Linked DNA regions of Homo sapiens: all the other regions are linked to region 1. A link is a loop called in an ENCODE intact Hi-C map of the cell type or tissue named here. Cell type or tissue: GM12878. All regions are shown on one strand.

Evidence for each region. Hi-C counts contacts between places; a loop is a spot of excess contacts. Peaks named below come from ENCODE experiments on the same cell type or tissue, not always from the same donor. Only the 100,000 strongest peaks of a DNase experiment are listed, where the experiment ranks them.
Region 2: it touches region 1 in a loop (2.7-fold over the local background); 1 of 110 quality-filtered maps calls a loop at or near these places.
Region 3: it touches region 1 in a loop (2.2-fold over the local background); 1 of 110 quality-filtered maps calls a loop at or near these places.

What each region holds. Positions count from the first base shown.
Region 1 is chrX:112,728,486-112,736,485 of GRCh38, forward strand. No RefSeq gene overlaps it. Among named protein-coding and RNA genes, the nearest start is that of MIR4329, 48 kb to the right of the region's middle. In GM12878, a CTCF peak has its summit at 3,508 (motif pointing left); no DNase peak of the experiment used is centred here.
Region 2 is chrX:112,063,415-112,071,414 of GRCh38, forward strand. The region is part of intron 1 of TRPC5 (transient receptor potential cation channel subfamily C member 5); the gene reads right to left. Among named protein-coding and RNA genes, the nearest start is that of TRPC5, 15 kb to the right of the region's middle. In GM12878, no CTCF peak of the experiment used is centred here; a DNase peak (open chromatin) is centred at 3,557.
Region 3 is chrX:112,673,712-112,681,711 of GRCh38, forward strand. It overlaps LHFPL1 (LHFPL tetraspan subfamily member 1), which reads right to left and starts at 6,227. Exons shown (of 4, transcript NM_178175.4): 1 at 6,118-6,227. In GM12878, no CTCF peak of the experiment used is centred here; no DNase peak of the experiment used is centred here; H3K4me3 peaks cover 1,089 bases; H3K27ac peaks cover 2,055 bases.

The DNA.
Region 1 (8,000 bases):
AATGACATTAATCCATTCATGAGGACAGAGCCCTCATGACCTAATCACTTCTTAAAGGTCTCACCTCTCAGCACTGTTGCACTGGGGATTAAGTTTCCAACATGTGAACTTTGGAGGATATATTCAAGCCATAGCACCACCAAAGTGATGTCACTGAATGCAGAGTTAAGAAGAGATACACAGGATTAGCTCTAACAAAATGATGTGAGCCAGCCAGATCTCTGATAAGAAATGTAATCTATGCAAAAAAGAAGACAAAATTAAAAGGATAATGAACAATATCTTCCAATTGTGAAGGGCTGTCATAAAAGGTGATGTTTACTCATTCTCTAATTCAATGATATACAAAACAGTTGTAGGGGATGAGTGATTGGCATAGAACTCAGAAATTAGAGATAGTCAAGTTGGATTCAAGTCCTGAATCTGTCATTACTAACTTGGGCAAATCGCTTGACATTTTGGGGCTTTAGAATCCTCATCTAGAATAACTTAATATGATAGCACTTGCAGAGTTCTAAGAACACTGTCTGGCATACTCAATAAAATGTTAGCTCTTATTATCATAACGATCATCATCATCGTCTGCAGAATTGATATAAAAAAGCTAACTGGTCAACTTTCCTCAGAGGTTTTGAAAATTGAAATACTGCATGTAAAGTAATTTGTAATCTATAAACACTATCCAATCTGATATAGTTTTCCATTATTACTTACTTAGCTCAGAGATATAAAACTGAAGGGATTCTTAAGGGAAATGTATATTAACTTTTTCTAGAGAGCTTTAAAAATAAGAGAGAATCTCATTGTACATGAAGAATCCTGTCACAGTCACAATCAGAAGGGAGTTTGTTATACTTTAGAGATCATCTGATCCAAGCACTCATCATATAGATGTGAAAATAGTTGACAAAATTTAAGTAACTTATCTAAGAAGTTAGCAACAAAGTAAGGACTAGTATCTAGGTCATTTGACTCATTGTATTCTTTCCGTCAAGCACATAACAATATTGGACTCTACAGTTGCTTGCAGGTCCTGCTGTCTAGCCAGCCACAGAGGGATGTTAAATAGCAAAATGTTATTATCCTTATCCTGACACCAGAAATTAGTGGAAGTTTGGACATATATTATACGCTTAATTCAGTATCAAGGTTTGGGGTTCACACCCATCATTATTTTCTCACAAGTAGTGAAAGTGAGGCATCTCTGTTAATTTAAGTCTTTATTTTAATTATTCTGGGGCTACACTTTGCCTGTTTTCTTCAGAGGCAAAAGAAAAGGCCCCCTGGTCCACTAGGGTCCAAAGCGTAAGCTTGTCCAAAAAGTCCATCACTTCCCAGGGCTTCAGTTTCCTCATATGTAAAGATAGATTGTTTAATTAGATTAATCAATTTTCAGTTTGAAAAGCAGTTATTTAGTACCTACTCGGTGGCAAATGTTGTGCTAGACACTCGTGCTATATACCAACAGGAGACCAACAAGCCCCTATCTCTGTTGAGATTAAAAGTCCAGTAAGGAAGCAGACACACCCATTATATTACAAGTGTAGCTGTGTTACCATTTGTGCAATAATAGCAATATCTACACGGTGCCACAGAGGAGACAATAACCACCGGTAATGTGGCAGATTTCAAAAAGCGGGTAATGTTTTAGCTAGATCTTGAAGTATGTGTAGTAGTTTCATAGGTGAAGAATTTGCAATAGAGCATTCCAGGCAGGAGAAACAGCATTCACAAAGGTAAAGAAGCATCAAAGTGCCTGGTAGGTTTGGGTAATATCAAGAAATTTGAAGTGACCAGAATTGAGAGTGTCTAGTAATGGTAGCAGTTAACATTTATTGAGCATTTCGTATGAACCAGGAACTGTTCTGTAATCAGTAAAAAAAAAAAAAAAAAAAAAAAAGAGAGAGAGATATTTTGCTTTCTTTTAAAACTGATAGTATTTTACATTTACTCTACATCTCAATTAAAACCAAACACATTTCAGATGCTCAAAAGCCGTTTGCAGTTTGTGACTGTTATATTGGACAATCCAGCCTAAGTGAAACTTTTTGTTGTGCTCTAGTGTTTTTGTTATTGTGGTTTTTGTTGCTCTTTTTTCGTTTCGTTTTGTTTTGTTTTCTGTTTCTACAATCACAGTTCACATGGTCATCCAAGGTGATTCCCTGTGGACTCGGAAAACTCAGAGATTCCCTAACCAACCTATTATGTAGTCTTAAAATGTACTACCCTTTGGGTCAGGTTAATTGACCTTTTTCTGGGCTGCTTTGGAATTTTTGAGCTTATCCAGTAGGCAAGTGAATGCATTATCTGTGCCTCAGTATAAGCTTAATAGCAAGAGATATGCAGGTGATTACTTCATCAGCACATAGTGGTAGTTGAAACCATGGGAATGGATGAGGTCAGCCACAGAACATGTGTATACACTGCAGAATGAGAAGACAAGTGGACTGAGGGTCTCAGAGAAGCAACCAACACTCAAGGGGAGAGCAAAGGAAGAGAAATGGTCAAAAAATTAGGAGCAGAGCCAGGAACAGAGTGGTATCTCAGGAGACAAGGAAGGAGAATCTTTAAAGACAGGAATAGGCAACCATATTGAAACTTCCTTTGCAAAAATTATAACAGTGAGAAAATTATGGTAGTAAAGGAGATCTGATCTAACCAACCCCTCATCTTGCTTTGAGCCTTCAAGCTGCCCTTAATTATTCCTGGCCTTGGGCCAAGCTAACTTCGGGATACATTTAGTTTATAGTTTAAATAATAATAGCACTTCCTCAAAATGCAACTGCCTTTGAAAAGTTAAGGAGAGACCACCAGGCTAAGAGGATAAGAGGAGCCTGAATTCTGCCAAGGTATTGACATAAATGATTACTCACCATTATTCCAGAAGCTACAAGATATGCAACTTCCCCAATTACTCCTGCAGATAACATAATTATTGTAGAACCTAAGATTGGCCTTTTGAGATGTCTTTTCAGGTTTGTTGCATGTCTGATAACCAATGGCTCCACCTGGACCTGCCAACTGCTCCTGTGGTCCCACCCAAAAGTGACTCAGTGGGCATGAGAACCATTTCTTATGCCCCTATGATTGCATCCCCAACCAACTGGCAACAAGCACCCATTGCCTGGCCACCCCACCTCTCTTCCCCCCAACTATCCTTGAAAAACCCTAGCCTCCAAATTTTCAGGGAGGCTGATTTGATTTAGCCAGCTCTACATGTGTGAAACTCTTTCTCTATTGCAATTCCCCTGTCTTGATAAATCGGCTCTATGTGGGCAGCAGGCAAAATGAACCCATTGGGTAGTTACAATATCAACTGCTGTAGAGAGGTCATGATGATTAAGAAGTTTATCAGCTCTATCATTATACAATTCCATAATCATTAGCGAATGTGTTTTTAAAGAGAAAAAAGTCAAATGTGTTAAAGAAAGTAAAGATGATGTATCCCCCATGAAACTGCCTGCATTAAAATTTTCATTTTAGCTAAAAGCTCCCTCTTGTGTCCAGAATGGAGATTTTCTTGAGAGTTGATGAAAAGGCTTTAAAAACATCTGCTGATGTATATCTTTCGTAATATTCTTTTGTAATATTAATTTTTGCCAATAAATATGTATTAATTTTATAATCAAACAGAAACAATATAACGAAATTTTTAAAACAAGATGGTGTTTTTGCTCTAGACTTAGGGCTTCTGTAGAAAGTCATCATGTGAACACAAAAAATTCCAGTAAGTATCTGATACCTTTTTCAAAGGAGTAGCGAAAGTTCTTTGAGAGTCAGTAACTTCTGGGAAAGACTAACATGTTTAACAATCAGCTCAGGTGATTCAGATTCATACTACAGTTTGAAAACTATGTCTTTATGCCCTCAAGCTATCATGTCTCCACTAAAAGTAGAAAAGAAAAAAGTCCTCCCTTAGAAGAATCCAGCAGATCTGTAAGGCTGACAGTCCAGACACAGAGAGTAGAGTACCAGTGGAAGTTGCCGGAAGCAGAGGCGCTAGCTTTGTTTGTTTCACTGTTGGAGGCTCTGGGAAATTAGGGAAAGAACAGAGTCCTAGGAAGCTAGAGGACTAGGGGCTAATATCAGCTCTGCCTCTAAATGGCTGCATGTGTAACCTTGCACAAGGCACTTCCTTTTCCAGGTCTCAGATTTTCCTTTGATGGGACCCTTCTAATTCATGATCTAAGAGTCACACCACGAAAGAGGCAAGACTGTAAAGCAGGCAATGTCTCCCATCCTCTCATCTTACCTGTTTTCACGGCTACTATCCCCATGGAAGCCCAAGGTCCTGATGCCACCCACCCTAAACTGTTGAGTACTCTCTACTTCAACACCTTGTGCAAATGAAAAGCAACTTGGACCAGCCTCCTCCCCATGTTGAAGTGTATCTGGCAAACAAGAAACAGTTAACAGTGGTCCAGTGGTTACATTTTCAAAAGGATCTAAGGGTTGTTGCGGAGGAGGGAGTAGAGACCTTTTGTTGTATACTTGTTGTTAGGTATGGGTTGAGTTTTTGTTTGTTTGTTTTTACCATGTATACATTGTATGTGTACAAGTATGCATGTTCATATATGGGTGTTAAGCAACAACATACTTTGCCTGCCAATTGAAATTCCTTGCTCTCATAGCCAAACACAGTTGAGAAAAGTGAATTCCCAGTGAGTTTTTACTGATACCATACAATGGTAGAATAATATATACAGTCCAGGAGCATTGCCATTGCTACATGGGACTCAAACAAATTTCTTACGAAAAGGAGTTTATTTGACATTATGGGCTAGTTACCGTGCTAGGTCCTAGAATGAGAACCTAGGGTGAGCTGATTCCAAAGCCTGTCTTATCTTCATTATATCATGTATTTTTCTTGACTCCACAGTAAGGAATGGAAAGGCTGTGGCTAAAAGAAAGATCACATATTTAATGCATTGCTGAGTGGAGAAACAGGGAAAAGCAAATTAGGTAGGTGTGGAGCCTGGGGACACTAGTATTCAAGTTTTCTTCAGTGGTTCCTCTTCCTTATTTCTCCCTCTTCTTCTTTTTTCCAGGTCTTTCATTTCTTCACCTTTTCTTCCCTTTTCTTCTCCTTTTCTTCCCTTTTCTTCTTTTCTCTTTTTGTCAAAGACTGTAAAAGAAAAATTTCTCTTACCCTCATCTCCTACAAGCAGAGATCAATAGAGTGGCAATAGCAATAGGGACTTAGCGCTGATTAAGGTTGATGTATTGGGTGTGGTAGCCTATAGCCTCGCAAGGGTATAACAAGATCACCTCAACTGATCAATTGAGGTCTTGCCTTGGATGTGAGCAAAGCTGTGGTGCATTAAAGAGTAGCAGTTTCATAGGGAGAGGCAGTTAGGGGTAGGTTACTGGAACATTGACTTGAGTTTTTATTATTATTATTGTTATTCTACTCAATTTAATGATGTACTAAAAAAAGGTACGTGAGAACAAAGGATTCTATGCTCTACTTATGAAAAAGATCAAGGGTTACATTTGGATTGGACTGTTACTACTCACTAGTGATTGGGAAGGAAACAGCTTCATGGGGTTTAGGACACATCTGGGCATTAACCATTACAAGTACAAAGCACACACAGAAACAAAAACAGTGCATGTCAGCAACAATGCACATTGTCTCTTCTCTTTCTCTCTACCCTCCCTTTCTCTCTAGTCCTCCTCCTCTTTCTTTCTCCTCTCCTCCTCCTCCTCGTTTTTTTTCCCCCTTTCTGTCTCTCTCTGTCCCAATCTCTCTCTCTCTCTCCCTCTCTGAGGTGAACCAACCAGAGATCTCTTCAGAGATTTATTACAATGAAACAGAGAAAATAGAGTAGTTTTGTTCTTCCCTGTAAAACTGTATGCACAGATCGCAACTCAGCACTCACCAGGGAGTTCTGTCACTTCCCTTCTCCCTTAAGAGGAGAGAGGAAGTAAGCAGCTAGTCAAGCCTGCCTGCTGAAAAGAGGCCAAGCGTGGGGGAATGACTGACTAGTTTGGGAGAATGACTGAGTAGCTACTCCTGTGCTGTCAAATGGAGTTTGCTTTGGGAGCCAAACCTACTAAAATGGGGTCTGGAAGCTATCAGAGAAGAAATCTGATGCATGCATGTTTTTACCCACAGTCGTCCATCACCAGGGATTTTTGTGTTTGAGGCATGTTGCAGAGACTCCAGCAAGCTGCTGTATATCAACTGTGATCAGTTTTTAACATCCTGTCATAATCTAAAGGGAAATAACCCCCAAATCTACATACCAGTACTTTTTCTTTTTCTAATTTGCCCTTCGATGCCAAAAATTGAAACAAAACCTGAAAGGCAAGACTTAACACTGAGCAATCACTAGTTTAGAAAGACCTAGCTTACTTGCTTGCATGTGTGTCTGTGACTACAGAATAGGGTGTGCATATTTAGGTAATGGCAATGAATTTGAGTAATGCCACTTGAATTGTGTGGGCCACCTATTATGTTCTAGGCACTATTTAAACATATATATCTTAACCTTCATAAGGCTTAGTGCTTTATATATGTTAAAACTAACAGGAAGAAAAAAATTCTTCCTGAATGTTATGAACTGAATGTTCGTTCCCTCAAAATGTATATGTTGAAGCCCTAGTGCTCAGTGTGATGTCATTTGGAGGTGGGGCCTTTGGGGAGTAATTGGGTCATAAGGGTGGATCCCTAATGATAGGATTAATGCCCTTACAAGAAGAGACATAAGAGAGATAATCTTCTCTCTGCTGTATGAAAACATAACGAGAAGATGTCAGTCTACAACCAGAAAGAGGGAAATTGGTCAACACCTCAATCTTTAACTTCCCAGTCCCCACAACTATGAGAACTAAATGTTTGCGGTTTAAGCCACCCAGTCTATAGTATTTGTTATAGGAGGCCAAGCTGACTAAGATACTAGGTCAAAAGGGATGTGATACTACAAAAGCATTTTAGGTTAATGAGATGAAGAAAATAAATACAATTTTCTGCTTAAAGAAAATTCAATCATGGAACTCAGAAATTTGTATTATGAATATTGTTGCAAAGCAATTTGCAACAATCTTCAGAAAAAAAGGTACTATATTAGAAGTTGGAAGATATGCAGTCCTAAAATGTGTTAATATTCTCAATCATGTACACCACAGAATAGTTTCAGAAAGTTCCAAGAAGAAAGATTGGGGCCACTATGCTGGGGTTTTTCATTCAATCCCACAGTTCCTAAAAGATATAGTCCAGGGCTAGTGCCAACAATTCCTGGACCTTCGCCTGTGTCTGCCCCTTGAATGCTGATAGTCCTCTGAGTTTCTGTGTTTGGCCCATGTTCTCTCTAGGTGGTCTCAACCCTTCTGATGACTTTTACCGGCATCTGTATGCTGATGCTTTCCAACTCTAAATCTCTAACTCAACATCTCCCCGGGGCTCAAGATTCACATATCAAAAACAAAAAATTGTCCAGTGAACATTTCCACCTGGATTTCCCATAACCATCAGAAACTCAAGATGCTCAAAATGAAACTCATCACTGTTCTCCCAGAATCAGTTCTCCATTATTTTTCTTGATTGGTGAACCAAAGTTCACTTGTCATTAAAGCCAAAAACCTGAGCGTCCTTCTCAACTCCTTTTTCTTTAACCACCATATTGAATCAGTTACCAAGTCCTGCCACTTTTAATTCTCCAATCACTTATCCCTTCTCTGTCGCCCCTGCCTTGCCTTAAACCAAGCACTCCTCATCTCTAGTATGATCTGTTACAATCATTTCCTACCAGCTTTCTCTGCTTCTGGTCTTGGCTTTTCTAATCTAACCCACTCCAATCCTATCCTCCACTCTGCTACCAGTCTAATAGGTACATCTGTGCATCTGGTAGCCTCCTAATTAAATCATTTTAATGGCTCCCTTTCACCTACTACAGTAAGTTCAAACTCCTTGGCATAGCGTACAAAGGTCCTCTAAACTTGGTCTCTGCCTTACTTTCTAGCCCTGTTTTTTCTGCTATTTACCTTTGATGCACTTC
Region 2 (8,000 bases), 670 kb before region 1:
TTCTGTGTGGCATAGCCTGTCTGCCTGATATTAGCTCATGTCTTCATGCTTGTTTTGGCTTTTGAGAACTGCAGACATTTCAGGGACTGTGATTTGCTGCTTTTTTATACAACCATAGACAACTAATAAAAATGTTAGTTTTGTTTTGTTAATTTAAATAAAGGAGCACTTTCTGCCTCTAGATCAGGGCACAGGAAGACATTTTTCCCCCCTTTCCTCACAGGGGACTGGGTTCAGTAGTGTATGCTTGCATGAATTCTTTGAAGAAAAAGAGATATCAGAGGAAGAGATGTGAAAGATTAAAAGAATAATGTCAGGTAGTATATAAAAACCTACTTAGCATTTTTAAGTGCTTACTTATTCTTTTGTTTGTTTGTTTGTTTTTGGTTTTTTTTGAGACAGAGTCTCGCTCTGCCGCCCAGGCTGGAGTGCAGTGGCGCGATCTCGGCTCACTGCAACCTCCGCCTCCCGGGTTCACGCCATTTTCCTGCCTTGGCCTCCCGAGCAGTTGGGACTACAGGCGCCCACCACCACGTCCGGCCAAGTGCTTACTTATTCTAAAGCCATTTATGATCATTGCATTTGTCTACAAGCCAGCACACATCCTGCCCCCCAAACATGTGCACAATCCAAAATATGAAAGGTCTATGGTCACTTCTGTCATATATAGGAAAGTAAACGAAGGCCAAGTAAAATACCATTTTTAATTGGAACAATGAAGTATTGGAAACTAGAGCCCAGAGATCTTGGTGCTTGAAATTATAATATATCTTGCTTGTAGTGTATTTTAAAAAGCATTTTAATACTCCGTGATTAATTTGATCCTCACAACTTTCTTGCTGTCAGGTAGATAGCATTATATCTCAAGCCATGGAGAGGATAAATTACTCACCCAAGTTCACTGAGCATTTTAGCAAAAATGCCCTTTTTTAAAATTCTTCTTTCTTTTTCTCTGAAAAGGAAAGCCTATTTGCCAACCTTTGCTTTGGGCCACAATAGCCAGTCAGTCGACAAGTGTAGGGGGCAACTGGAAGAAAGATATATTCCCTCCTGCAATGTGGAGACCATAGAGCTGCTACCAATTGTGCCAGCTTCATACACCTCTGACAGCTGGCTTCCAAAATGCAAAGGAAGTAAGTACCTGGAGTCTTTGGCTCAACTTCTCAGAATGGGAGCCAAGCCTCTGGCTTGTCCATAATCATTGACTGACTTTCCCTAAGCATCTAGAAATGTATCAGGAATAATCTCTCTACTGAAAAGTTTAGGAATGAGTATTTGAAAGGGAAGGCATCTCTCTTTTATCCTAAGACCTACAGAGTTTCCTTTCATCATAGGATGGATCAAATCATGATCTGTGTGAGTTTAAAAGAAAAGATTAGGCCGGGTGCAGTGGCTCACGCCTGTAATCCCAGCACTTTGGGAGGCTGAGGCGGGCGGATCACGAGGTCAGGAGATCGAGACCATCCTGGCTAACACGGTGAAACCCTGTCTCTACTAAAAATACAAAAAATTAGCCAGGCATGGTGGTGGGCACCTGTAGTCCCAGCTACTCAGGGGGCTGAGGCAGGAGAATGGCGTGAACCCGGGAGGCAGAGCTTACAGTGAGCCATGATCGCACCACTGCAGTGTACTCCAGCCTGGGAGACCAGCGAGACTACGTCTCAAAAAAAAAAAAAAAACAAAAAGGTTATTTTCATTCACACATTCACACACTTGGTTTCAATGACTGATCTTGCACAGCAATGAATCAAATCTGATTTCTTATATCTCTCTCCTGAGTTTAACATCTATGTGTCAAACTGCCTACTGAGCATCACCACTGGTATATAATCCCTCCACACATACCTTAAACTCAACATACTCAATACCAAATTTATCATCACGCTTATCTTAACCTACCTCACATATTTCGTATTCATTTTTGGCAACACCATCTATCCAGTTTCCCAGGCCAGAAAACTGGGAGTCATTCTTGAATCCTCCTTTTCCCTTATTCTTCCACATCCTATCACCAAGAGCTATCAATACAGCCTCTAACAATCTCTATCCTCGATTTAGGATATTGCCTTCAAACCTCCGTTTTCTGGTCTCCTTGGCTTCATGGTCTCTTCCATCTTTCCCTTGAGTATTATGACATTTCCATAACACAAATTTGATTGTCATAACTTTGTCCTACTTAAAAGTTTGCTGATGGGGCCAGGCCCAGTGGCTCACGCCTGTAATCCTAGCACTTTGGGAGACAGAGGCGGGTGGATTGTTTGAGGTCAGGAATTCAAGAGCAGCTAGGCCAACATGGCGAAAACTCATCTCTACAAAAAATATAAAAAATTAGCTGGGAGTGGTGGTGTGCTAAGGCTGAGGCACAAGAATTGCTTCAGCCTGGGAGGCAGAGCTTTCAGTGAGCTGAGATGGCACCACTGAATTCCAGCCTGGATGACAGAGCAAGACTCTATTTCCAAAAAGAAAAAAAAAAAAAGTTGGCTGATGGTTCTGCTCTGGCTGTAGGATCAAGTTTGAATTGACCAGTAGGTTCCTGCCTAGCTCTCCAAAGGTACCTCTGGCTACCATGTGCATATCCTAGACTCCAACCACACCAACTACCTGTCCCCAGACAGCTCTGACTTTCCTCATGCCTTTCTCTTGGCCTAGAATACCTCCACCTGATGGCCGTTCTCTGCTTGTGAATACCTACTTCTCCTTCAAGTCCCAGCTCTTATGTTACATCCCTTCTGTACAGCGTTCCCTGACTTCTTCAGGCAGAACCAAACCCTTCTGCTTCTGTGTTCCTATAGCACAGAATCATCTACAGTTCTGCACATACATTGAAAATAGCTCCTGTCTCAAACTATTGCAATTATTTTATTTGGCATTTGGTTGTTTTCATTGAATACTCATGAAATCTATATTTCATTAATGAATTCATTTAATCATTCAGCCCCTGTGTTAGGCCCTGGGAATACGGTGTACGGTGGTGAACCAGAAAGGTCTGGCCCTGGCCTTCATGGTGCCTACCATCAATGCTTAGACTGGTAGGGGATACCCACCAATAAATATCAAATATCAACAGAACATGGTAGGTGTAGAGTTTGAATGTAAGTTGTCAGGAAGCATATCATAGAGGTGAAAAGCATGGTCTCTTCTCCAGAATTGGGCTAGCCTGTGTTTGAATCCTGGTTTCACCATTTATTAGTTATGCTATTTCAGGCAATTTACCTAATGTCCCTGTCTCTTGTTTTCCTCATCTGTAAAATGGGAATTATTATAGTCTTTATCTCAGAGGGCTGTGATGAGGGTTATGAGAGTCAATATTTGTAAAGCACTTAGTGTCTGGAATATGCCAAGTGTTTAATAAAATGAATTAAATAAAATTTAGGGCAGAGTACAAAGAAACTTAAATTTCTCAGTTTGAGGGATAATGTGGCTGGCCTTGTTTTCTCCTTACCAGTTCTGATTTTACTTGTTCATACATGATCTTCCCCTTTCTGTCACTTTCAGTTCAGGGTTTATTTAATAAAAGCAAAGAGAAGGAAATCGTGAGAATGGCCTTTCAGGGTAATTATACAGCCCGGCATCTTACCACCCTCTCAACTAACTTCCCACACATATCCGGAGCTTCAGCTTTGCCCAGGGTCAGTCACCTCTGTAGTGGCTAGGGCTAAGTCATGACCTGATAAGTGGGCCTTAGGTATTTCTGTCCTATTAGCAGTCCTTTCTCTCTTCCATTCCTCACTAGAGGTGACTCTTCACCCATTCCTGCCTGCTTTCATCACAGAAGACTTTGGGGGGTCCCTGGAACTTGTAGGTAGATATTTTGCAGGGTCCCCAATAGCCTCTAGCCAGCTGGAGTCCTTGGCCCCAGCCATTCCTTCCCTTGTCACCTCTCTTACTCTGACTGCCACCCCTGTGGGGCCTCTGAATCCAGTAGTGTCAGGAAGCAGGATAGGGGAGAAGATAAAATATAGCTAATAGCCTCAGTAATTATTTATAGATTGCTTTATTTATTCCTCGAGACAACTATTTTGCCATATTGCTGGACTGTGTGTCTGCCGTCTCAGCTTTGTCAGGCCAATTATGTCACTGCTTTAATGACTCCAGAGTCTTGTCACTGAGAGGTCATCCTAATTGTCTCTGCTACCCTAGGTTGGTGGCAGGACTTCCGTATCTGTCTGGAGGCTACAGCTGGCCAGAGGGAAGGCATTCAGTCTCAGAAGAGCCTTGCCCTCTGCCAACTGCCCACCTCCACTGCTCTCAGATCAGAGCCCTTGAAACCTACTGCTGGCCCCAGGGAGAGCTACTAAATGCTTCCACTTTGCCAGAGATGAGAAGAGAGGCAGACTCAGAGAGGAAGCATGGCAGGTGCATTAAATGCTCCACTTAACAGTGAAGGGGATGGGAGGAACGCCAGGTGCATCTCTCCTGGCCATTTAGCTGTCAAGGTCACTGCATCCTCGAGCCTCCTCTGAGAAGTTAACCGAATCCTTGATGATCACTTAGATCTGGGCATTGATTTATAAGCATGTTCACACACATTTCTTTCTTCTTACACTTAGAACTATCTGGTAAGGTAGATGATATGATCACTCCATTTTACAGGTGAAGAAACTGAGGCATAGACAGGTTAGGAAATTTGCCATAATATTGGAAGTCTGACCTTGTCATTCTAAATGGATGCTCTTTTCACCATTCCAGGAATGTCTCTTCTGTCTGTCCTGCTCCTGCACTTTCAAAATGGGTAGAGATGGGCTGCTTTTGCAACCTACTCTTTATGTGCCCCTCTCTCCATTTATAATATCTTTCCTGCTGTCTGTAGTTTGTTCTAGCTATCCAGGAAGACTGAACAGTGTCCTGCACTTGAAATCTCCCTCTTTCCTGCTTCCAGAGAGAAAAAGCACTGAATAATTTAATTCATACTGTTGCTCTGATTGCTTATTCTTGGTAGCAGGCATTGTATGCATGTCATAGGGAGTTCACCTTTTGAACAAGGGCTGAAGCTTAAAAGGACAAAGCTTGAATGATAGGGATTCATACACCAAGGTTGGGTGATTGTGGGGAGAAGAAAGTATTTTGGGTATGAAGATGGCCAGAACTCTCTATTTTTGAATGCTAGTCACTTGCTACAGGGGCAAACAAAGAGCTTGAGGTTCTGGCTTCTGACATCTGCCTGCGAGGGGCCCAGTCAGCACTGCTGCCTTCTGGCTGGTGAGCATCAGGGAAACACACACATCATCAGCACAGCCTGCATTGCTGGGACCATGTGGAACACTCTATTCTGAGTACCAGACCAAACTGCTTTCAGAGAATATAATTAGGAAGAGCCCTGGGTTGCAAGTAGAGGGCCTTGGGTTCTCATTCCAGGTTTTCTGTTGCTTCACTGGGTAAATGCCTTTACCTCTCAGGTACTTTTCCCTGTCTTTAAAAAGAGATGATGCTCTCTGAAAAGGGAAATGAATACTATAGTATTCGAAAAGTATTGTATACTTTTTACACACAGTATCTTGTAGGATCAGCCAAGTCTACCTTAAACTGAGAAGAAAGAAATGGGCTCAGAGAGGTGATGTGACTTGCCCAAGGTCTTATGACTCATAAGTGTCAGAGCCAGGCTTCAAGCCTAATACATGCTTCAAGTTCTTTATATGTTAAATGAGGATGATGAGGATGAGGATGGCAGCTAATGAGAGCTTATTATGAGCCAGACTCTATGCTAAGCACTATTATTTAATCCTCCCAACAACTCTATTAGGACAACACTACTATTATCCTTAGTTTATGAATGCTAAAAGTTGAGGTTCAGAGTGGCTTAGTGTTTTGCTTAAGGTCACACTCCTAGTAAGTAGCAGGGCTAGGACTCTTGACTCCCAGTATAGTGCTTTTGACACCATACTAGTCTGCTTAAAATGCTGGATGGGAAAGTGCTTTGGGCATGTGTGTGCTATCTGAATGTAAACTGGCACTCCATATCCTTTTAGCAGACCTCCAGATGAGCCTGGAAGCCTCTAAGGGGAATGCATACTTGTCTGAGTCCCAGGACAAAAGGTCAGGGTAAGATGGGGAAATGCCTACGGGAGGCCTGTTTTCCCCAGCAGAAGGTGCATGCTCTCTAGAGGAAGTCTGAATGGAATCTTCAGAGCTGCCCTGGCTAAGTTCTAGCTGAGCTGCAAGCCTCCAGGGGGCCCAGTGGGCACCTTTTTAGGAAAACTTGTTCCATTTCTTCCTTGCCATCTCAACTTCTAGCTAAAGCATTTGTTCTCTGAATCTGTAGCCTCCTCAGACAACGTCTCCTTCCCTGACTTCTGCTCTGCCTTTAGTTTGCCCAGACAGGAGTTGGCCTGTTAGCCCTGTAACTTTACCCCTGGAGTCTCAAGGGAGCCAAACCCAGCACACCAGCCATTGTAGCATTTTATTTGGATTTATCCTGGACACCATAAAGCTTGTGTCCTGCATCTCTCAAATTAATAGGGATTTTATGGCTAGGCTCAGGGAGTCCTGAAAGGTACTCAGACTCTGTAGCACTAGCCCCCATCCTTCAGCAGTATCATTCTCTCTCCACAAAAGTCACAGTTTATGTTCCTCCTCAGAGCTTTCCAATGTACCGTCTGTCTCTGTTACGTTGCAATGAGATTTCAGGGAAAGAAATCCAGAAATGTCTGGGGAGGCTGTGCCATTGTGCAAACATAATACGACACCAGGCAGGATAAAGATGAGCAAGCTGCAGAGCCTTTTGACAAGACCAGGGTCCCAGAGGCAGTGGTTCCAATGACAGGCTGGTATGGGATTCAAATGTTTGCCAATGGTGGCATTAACTTTTCCAAGTATTTCAACACAACTAAAAGTCATGACTTAACTCACCCCTCTAGTTTCTGGATTTCTTCTTTCAGGTTTTTCAGCACTTCTAGAGTAATTCACATGGTTGTGCAGATTGACGCCGCCAAGTTCGATTTTCCAAGCTCCATCAAGCCCACAGGGCCATTTCATACATATTCCCCTTTGGAATCTCCTGGGCCAATTTCTTTCTGAAAGTTCCATAGCCAGTGTTCCATCAAGTTCCCCTATCCATGCCCCATAACAGAAAAGCTTGTCTCCAACCTTATAGAGGAAAGAGTCTTTGAGATATGAATCTCCCCCACCCCACGTAAAATCTTATATTTGCATCCAACTCGATTTTATTTCTTGAGGAAGAATTATTCCTGCTCCTTTCTAAGGTTAATCTCTGATCTCTACTCTTGATCTTCCTACCTCATCAGGTTGTTGTTTCATTTTCTTTCCTCCTAGATTCTCAATCTTCATTCACTTCTCCCTTTCCCTGAGTTCAAGTCTCTCCACTAAAACTGAAAACTGCCCCCCCCCAAAGTTACTTCCTCCTCCATCCTCAAATCCACTGTGAAAATTTTCAAAAGTATAGTTTCTATTTGTATAGACATCATCTCCAATTCCTTTTGCCACCTATTGAAATTTGGCTTCATTTCTACCATATCAAAAGTCAACAGCAGCTGACATTTATTAAGTTCTAACTATGCACCAGGCACTGTGTTAGGTCCTTTACACAAATTGTCTTATTTGATTCTCAAAAAAATCCTGTGAAGTTGGGCTTGATAAGTGACTCATTCCTGTAATCTCCACTCTTTGGGAGGCCAGGGTGGGTGGATCACTTGAGCCCAGGAGTTCAAGACCAGTCTGGACAACATGGTGTAACCCCCCTCTCTACAATAAAACAAAAACAAACAAACAAACGAAACAAAAAACCCACAATATTAGCCGGGCATGGTGTCGCATACCTGTACCTCCAGCTACTCGGGGAAGTGGGAGGATCACCTGAACCTGCGGTGGTCAAGGCCGCTGTGAGCCATGATCACACCACTGCACTCCAGCCTGGGTGGCAGATTGAGACCCTGTCTCAAAAATAAATAAATAAATAAATAAATAAATAAATAAATAAAAAGAATCCTATGAGATAAATACCATTTTAATCTCCATTTTACTGACAATGGTCATTAGAGCATTTG
Region 3 (8,000 bases), 55 kb before region 1:
GGGTACACAGTGATTCAACGGCAAAGCCATAATTTCTCACTTTTCTTTTACCTGAAGCCTTCCCCTACAGTATTACCCCAAAAGTATTACAATTAAAAGCCTCCATGATTTCCCATAGAGATTTTCAAAAAATATTGAAGACAGAAGGAAACCCAATTTCTCCAGACATAGTGCAAACACCATCAGGGCAAGTATATAATTTCTTTCAATCTCAGCACTTGTAGTCAAAACTAACTCCGAATGTCCCTCATGGACATCATCACCTGGAGATGAAAAGTCCCAGTATGAAGCAAAAAGAACAAATCTGGAAGCATCATACTACCTGATTTCAAACTATACTATAAGGCCATAGTCACCAAAACAGCGTGGCACTGGTATAAAAATAGGCGCATAGACCAATGGAACAGAATAGAGAACCCAGAAAAACCCAAATACAGCCAACTGATCTTCAACAAAGCAAACAAAAACATAAAGTGGGGAAAGGACATCCTTTTCAACAACTAGTGCTGGGATAATTGGCTAGCCACATGTAGGAGAATGAAACTGGATCCTTATCTCTCACCTTATACAAAAATCAACTGAGGATGGAATAAGGACTTAAACCCAAGACATGAAACCATAAAGATTCTAGAAGATAACATTGAAAAAACCCTTCTAGACATTGGCTTAGGCAAGGATTTCATGACCAAGAACCCAAAAGCAAATGCAATAAAAACAAAGATAAATAGCGGGGACCTAATTGAACTAAAGAGCTTTTGCACAGCAAAAGGAACAGTCAGCAGAGTAAGCAGACAACCCACAGAGAGAGAAAATCTTCACAATCTATACATCTGACAAAGTACTAATATCCAGAATCTACAACGAACTCAAACAAATCAGTAAGAAAAAAAAAATCCCATCAGAAAGTAGGCTAAAGACATGAATAGACAATTATTAAAAAAGATATACAAATGGCCAACAGATATATGAAAAAATGCTCAACATCACTAATGATCAGGGAAATGCAAATCAAAACCACAATGCAATGCCACCTTTCTCCTGCAAGAATGGCCATAATCAAAAAATCAAAAAACAGTAAATGTTGGCATGGATGCAGTGAACAGGGAACACTTCTACACTGGTGGTGGGAATGTACACTAGCACAGCCACTATAGAAAACAGTGTGGAGATTCCCTAAAGAACTAAAAGTAGAACTACCATTTGATCCAGCAATCCCACTACTGGGTATCTGCCTAGAGAAAAAGAAGTCATTATTGCAGCGACCTGGATGAGATTGGAGACTATTATTCTAAGTGATGTAACTCAGGAATGGAAAACTGAACATCATATTTCTCACGGATATGTGGGAGCTAAGCTATGAGGATGCAAAGGCATAAGAATGACACAATAGACTTTGGGGACTTTGGGGACTTGGGGGGAAGGCGAGGGATAAAAGATTACAAATACGGTGCAGTGTATACTACTCGGGTGATGGGTGCGCCAAAATCTCACAAATCACCACTAAAGAACTTACTCATGTAACCAAATATCACCTGTACCCCCAATAACTTATGGAAAAATAAAATTTTTTAAAAAGTCCCAATATAACAACCAGTAGGAGGGGCAGAGAACTTAAGGCAGAGGAACGGACTATCTCTGTGTAGTGCCGTGACTACAGTAGAAATGAGGGGAGGGGTTGTAATATATGGTTGTCCTCACCTGTGACAAATGAAGCTGTTAAATTAAACTACAATACTATCAACTACTGTCACCATGATTTCAGTTTAAAAGCGACGTTTTGAAGCCAAGACATAGGAAGACAAATTCTCAAAATTCAATTTAAATTAAATGTGTTTAGCTTTAGAAAAACTCATTGTCCTTCAGAATTTAGATGAAGTACTTTCAACTTTAGGAAAAACGCATAGTCCTTATTTCATTTATGACTAGGGTGACCAACTATGTCAGTTTTCCTGGGACTCAGGGGTTTCCTGGGATGTGGAATTTTTAGTGATAAAACCAGGAAAGTCCCAAAAAACCTTGGATGAAATGGTCACCCTATTTAGGACTAGAGATGTTGTGGGCTAGCACAATCCGTGGACAGCAGGTTAAGAATCACTGCCACAGATAATTCTCTAATATTCTCTTTTCAGGACTCAAACAATATAAAGTTAAAAGTGACTATGGAATTAAACATTGAAGATATGAAGCTTATACACTTTAAATGCAAACCTTTCTAAATCATCGACTTGACTTGAACGCAATCAAGAAAGAGATCTCAGAGATCCAATTACTTAATAGCTTCTGAACACAATATGAGTCTCAGCCCAACTTCCCTTGTGGCTGGATAGAGAGGCTGCAGGGCACATGGAGTCTGTTCACACACTGCTTTATGTTCACATGTGGTGGACAGTGAAGTGTATTCTAGAAAATGCTTTTAGTTATGCCACCTGCAATGGAGTAATCTCCTTCATGACAACCCTCCAAAGCAATCCAAGTTCATTCCCAGAAACCGGTTAAGTCGCTTTATATTTACATAACTAGAAATCACAAACAATGCTATATTTTATTCTATCTTAATTCCTGTTGTATACTTCATGTATGTAACAGCTTTGTTTCCCTGTCCTGGAATATCCAGCCAAACAGCCACACTGGATTTCAGGAACCAAGAACTCACCCTGATGCTCTTGTAGAGTGGTCAAGTTACCAGGCATTGATAGGATTGCAGTTGAACCTCTCTCTTTAGGTGTCACATTATCCCTCATTCCTCAGGTTTTTAAATCTGCTAGATGGGCCGCAAGCCTGTTTCCGAGATTGGTTGTATGAGATGCAGTGGATGTTGCCAGAAAGTTGTAATAAATAGGATAAAAATATGAGTTCTGTTCTGAATTTGCTATCCTTACTAAAGCCTAATGTTTGCTCATCTTTAGAGATAATGCTAGCCATTCTAGCACAGCCTCGTGGGTAGAAGTCACCTCAACCTATATGATGCAGGAAACCCACCTAAACCATACATGGCAAATGGTTATCTCCATTACTTTTAAAGAACTCTAGGAAAGGGAAATCTATAATATCTCTTAGTAGCTTAACAACTCTCACCGTCAATAAATAATTTGTTATATGCCTTTATAAACTTTTCTTGTTGCAACCTAAGGCCAGATCCTTTTGTTGGGTCCTCAGAGGTAATGGAGAACAGCTAGCCACCATCTTCCAAATGAGAGCCCTTCATCAACTCAGATTGCTAGCAGGAGACCTTTAGCCTTTTTCCCCATAATGAGCATTCTCCCTCTCCCTGTGGTGTCCAATTGCCAAGCCTTTAATCATTTGTTCTCACTTTTTTCACTTTCTTGTATACCTACTAATGTATGGGCACTTACAATGAAGTATCAATGAAAGTGAAACGTTGCTTTTATATTTCTCTTGGTGGAGAAAAACAAAGCTATTCCTTCCTGTATCACCTCCTCCCCAGTACCCACAGAAAAAGACACAAATCCTTTTGTTTCCACTTGAGCTTGTTGTGCAACTTCTGAGTTAAGGAAAGCACTGCCTTTCCCAGGGTAAGAGGGTACAGGCAAAACAGTAAGCAAATTAAAGACTAGAACATGAAGTGGTAAGAAAGGGAGTCAGTGACTTAACAGCTGCTGAGGGAAACATGCCTGCAAGACTGCTGGTTTAGGACTGGTCTGTGAAGAGCAGCTTTCTTGGCACTGGTGTTGGCAAAGGAACGTGAACAGGCCTTTCTCCTCACGCCCCCAGACAGTGTGCATTGTCTTCCTGCCAATCCTGTTACAAATACATCTTACTCAGAGTTGAGACTTCCCTAGGAAATGAATGAGATATGCAGGCATATGTTTCCAGTGGGTAAATAGAGTCCTGCTCCAGAGAAACGTGTTGGACCGATGTGACTCCTTATATCAAGTTGGGTATATAAGCAGCCTGACCATGCTAGATCTTTCTGTTTCAGACAAAGCTTCAAAAAAAAAAAAAAATACTGCTACTCCCCAAACATTTCTCTCCTCATGTTCTGCTACCTGTCTCCCTCAGGGGTTTCTTCTCCTCTGGCTATCTCCATTATGAGAAGTGCTCTGAGTTCTCCTGTGCCTGAAATCATCTCATGATGTACTCACTCATCTTGGTGACTCTAAGAAGATCTCTCTTTTGACTTGTGTCTTTTATTTCAAATTCCTCAGATTTCATGTTTGCTGAACTTCTTTCTGGGCCTTCTTCTTCCTTCCCTCCTTTTTTAGTTTGGGGTAGAAAGACCAGCAAAACTGTGTTGGGTGAGTTTATGTGTTTATTTGCATCTCTCCATCCAGAGGTGGGAATGCTCACAAGCAGGTAAGGCATTAAAAGGCAGGAAGCCAGAGACTAAGTGGAGAGAAAGGACTAACTGAGCAATTGATAACTTTGAAATGATCAACTCTAAATAAATATATTTGACCATGCAGAGACAAAGAGAGCTCATAAAAAGAACCTCCACATCAGGCCCTGGGCTATTTCCTTTCTCCAGAGTTTGAGACTGGAAAGGTAGGAACTGGAATAACCTCCCCAAATTTCATATGAGCTTCTCTCTCCTTCCCTCTCCCCAAGATGCTGCTCCTTGAGCTCCCCATCTATCCTATGATTTTAAAAGTGAGGTACCAATGAGAGATCTTCATCTCAGTTCTTATTCTGGCTAGACAGGTGCCATCATCTTCAGTGATAAGCTGGTTGGCTACGAGTTCTATCTCACACTCTCAGCTGGTTAGAAACTACCCCTATCAAGATCCCTGGCAAGACATTGTTAAGCCCTAAACCCCAGCCCTGTTATTGTTGCCCATTAGTCTCTCCACTCCATTGTATAAGCTGGGAATAAAATGTCACCACAGCTGACCACTTCTATTGAGTGAATCTGGCCCATATGGGAAGAAGATGGGCTGATTGCTTTTCCAATCACTTCAGAGAAGTTGAGAGGCAGCATGGTATATCAAGAATGTTTGTCTCAACAGAATCACTTTCAATGCTTGTTCAGAATCACTTTCAATGCTTGTTCAAAATGCAGACTATGTCACCCCCTCCTTGATTCACTGAATTCGAATTTATGGGAATTCATATTGTTAAAAATCCTCAATTTATTCTAATGGGAACTAATGATTGAGGAATACTGTTTTAGTGGAAAAGTCACAATTTTGGAATCAGATCAGAGACAGAGTCCTGAGGTCTGCCCCTTACAGGCTATATGCACATAAAAAGATCACTTAAAACCTCTGAGTTTTGGTTTCATTTATAAAATGGAAATGATTAAGCATAAAATTCAAGTGAAACATCTGCACTATACCTAACACCAGAGTAGGTATCAATTCTCTCCCTTTCTACCAGAAAAGACCCTATTCTCTCATAAGTAATGGAAAAGACTTGAAACCACCTAAGATTTAGAACATCTCTCCTTTCCCCTTTCTCTCCCCACAACCACTCCATGGGTGATTTTTCCTCACCCCTAGGCTTCATTCTATTTTCAGTTCCCCACCACAAAATGAAACCACTTGGCCAAGTGTTCTTTGCAAGAATGGATTTATAGTTTAAGTATTTCAGGTTCTTCTGGAAATTGTCATGCCTTGGCACATAGTAGGAACTCATAAATATTTACCAAATGGATGCATTCTTTTATTTCCAGCCTGAGAGGCCTCAATATTTGCATTTCAGTTTAACTTCATTACCCCATTTCCGTCGCATAACCCCTTAGATTTAGGCAAATCCAGGAGATCAACCTACCACATTAGCAAACCGGATCCATTTTTACTTGTATAGACAGGTCATAACAAAATCACTCTCTCCACTCCCAGAAACAGGCACTTCATCTCCTCAGGTTACCAACTCCCCTGGGGAAACCAACTAGCACTTAACCCTTAGGTCCTCAAATCTTGTCAATATGAAATAGGAATCCAGCCCTGATTCATCTTAGCCTCTGTGCAAACAACGGACTATGAAGAAATAAAAAAGCACCAGGCTGCCCTCGGGTAGAAAACGGCTTCTCTGAGCTTTGAGATGAAAGGACAGGAAACCTGAGAAAGGAAGGGGAGAAGGGGGGGCTGAGCAAGGGGAGAGCAAAGCAGTTTCTTATCCAGCTGTTTGAATTGCATTTGGCCCAAGTTGCATATTTACCTTCTGACCACGAAGGCTGACTGACTTGTTCCCTCTCTTCAGGCTCAGATCTCAGAAACAACTTCTCCTTACAGCTTGTTAGACAAGGATGGGAATACTAGCTGCCCTTTGCAGTGATGCCTGAAAACCTTGCTTTACCTTTGGGAGAAAGGGGCGGAGTCCAACCTAATGGGGATTAACTCCAAACACGCTGGAGGCTTCAAACCCAGCCTCAGACATACAGGCACTTGAAATAGAAAGTAGCTTAGTGGGCACAGAGTCCCCAAACCTCCAACCTCACAGCGGACAAAGCAGCTCTGTGTGTGTGTGTGTGTGTGTGCGCGCGCGCGCGCGCGCGCGCGTGTGTGTGTATGTGTGTCCGCGCGAGCGCGCGCGCATGCGCGCAGGCATGCCCGCGCTTGAACTGCGTTATCTTACTTCCTCACTTGCTGCCCAAAAGCCTGCTGAGGAACAGAGATTTTCTCTAATTTTCCTCCAATGCCCTAGATAATCTCTACCATGGTAGGTAGCAGACCCATGTGGCTAGAAGTGACTGAGAGAACACATGCCTAAATAGAATAAGACAGAACAACCTCTTCTCCCCAAACTGATTTCCATTGCCTGATGGGGAAGATGCTCCAGCAGAGCAATCTTTGGCTCCAAGATGTAATGAGCTTACATTTCAGAATTTGTGGAAATCATACATTGAAAGGAATAACTAATATATTTTTATAGTAATAATACAATCAAAAGTCAGTGTTTAATTTATCCCAGTGCACTAATAACTGCTACTCTGCTTGGGAAAAGAGCTGAGTGGTCTGGAGATGAATGGAGCTTTGCCTGATGTTCTACTCCAACCCGATGTCATATTTCCCACCTGTGAATGTCCCTGACACTTCATATTTGGGGAAACTTATTATCTTCTACCTAGTATCATTATTATTATTATTATTTTCGTACATGTCTCTTTTCCCCTCCTAGATGGCCTGTGAATGGGGAACTTTGCTGAACAAATCCAAATGATTTAGAAGGAAGAATGGTTACATTAACAGAGCACACTGGACTGATCCAAAGTATCCATGCTTCTCTGATGGCCCAGTTCCCTCACCAGAATGCTACAAAGGTGATTAGGCCTATTTTCTAGCATGTTGTGGCAATAATTCAAAATATGACCGTAAATTAACATATTAATTGTACCGTGATTATTTAATGAACTTACAAAGTTTCTCCTGCCTTCTGTGTATACCACCTGTGTCCTGCCTTTTATCAGTGATATGATCCTATATTCATGCATGTATTTGTCTATCTAGCAACTTTCCATCAGCAATTTTTACCGTTTTGTTCTACAACACAGTGATAAATCCATTCCCATCTGTAATCATGGCTTACTGAGGCCATCATGTTTCTGGGGGAAGCACAGATGACTCCTTAGGTGGAATGTTAGACTTTTGGCAGTGTAAGCCCCCCAACTAAGTTTTATAACCTCCCAGCTGTCATTCCCTTAAGAACCATTGCTTCAGACATAGGATTATGTAAAAAGAAATGTTAGGCCCTCCTTCATTAAATATAGGTTAATATTAACTGACACGTAGTAACTGTGTGAGATACGGCTGAAAATGTTGACATATAAAAAATAGATGATCCCCACTCTATGCACAGCAGTAAATATTGCCCTTTGCTTAGTGACTACACCTGTCATTTGGGGAACCTATCATTATTTGAAACTCTAAGAAGAATACCATTTTACTTTCCTCTTTTATCCTCTTTTCTCTATAGACACTTAAGTGTATAATAAATAATAATCTAATTTATTGGACAAAATTTTATTTCCTGTTCTTAACAGTTGAACGCTCTCTCAGAAAAAAATTGCTTGCATCTTGTGGCTCTTGATATGTTTTCAATTA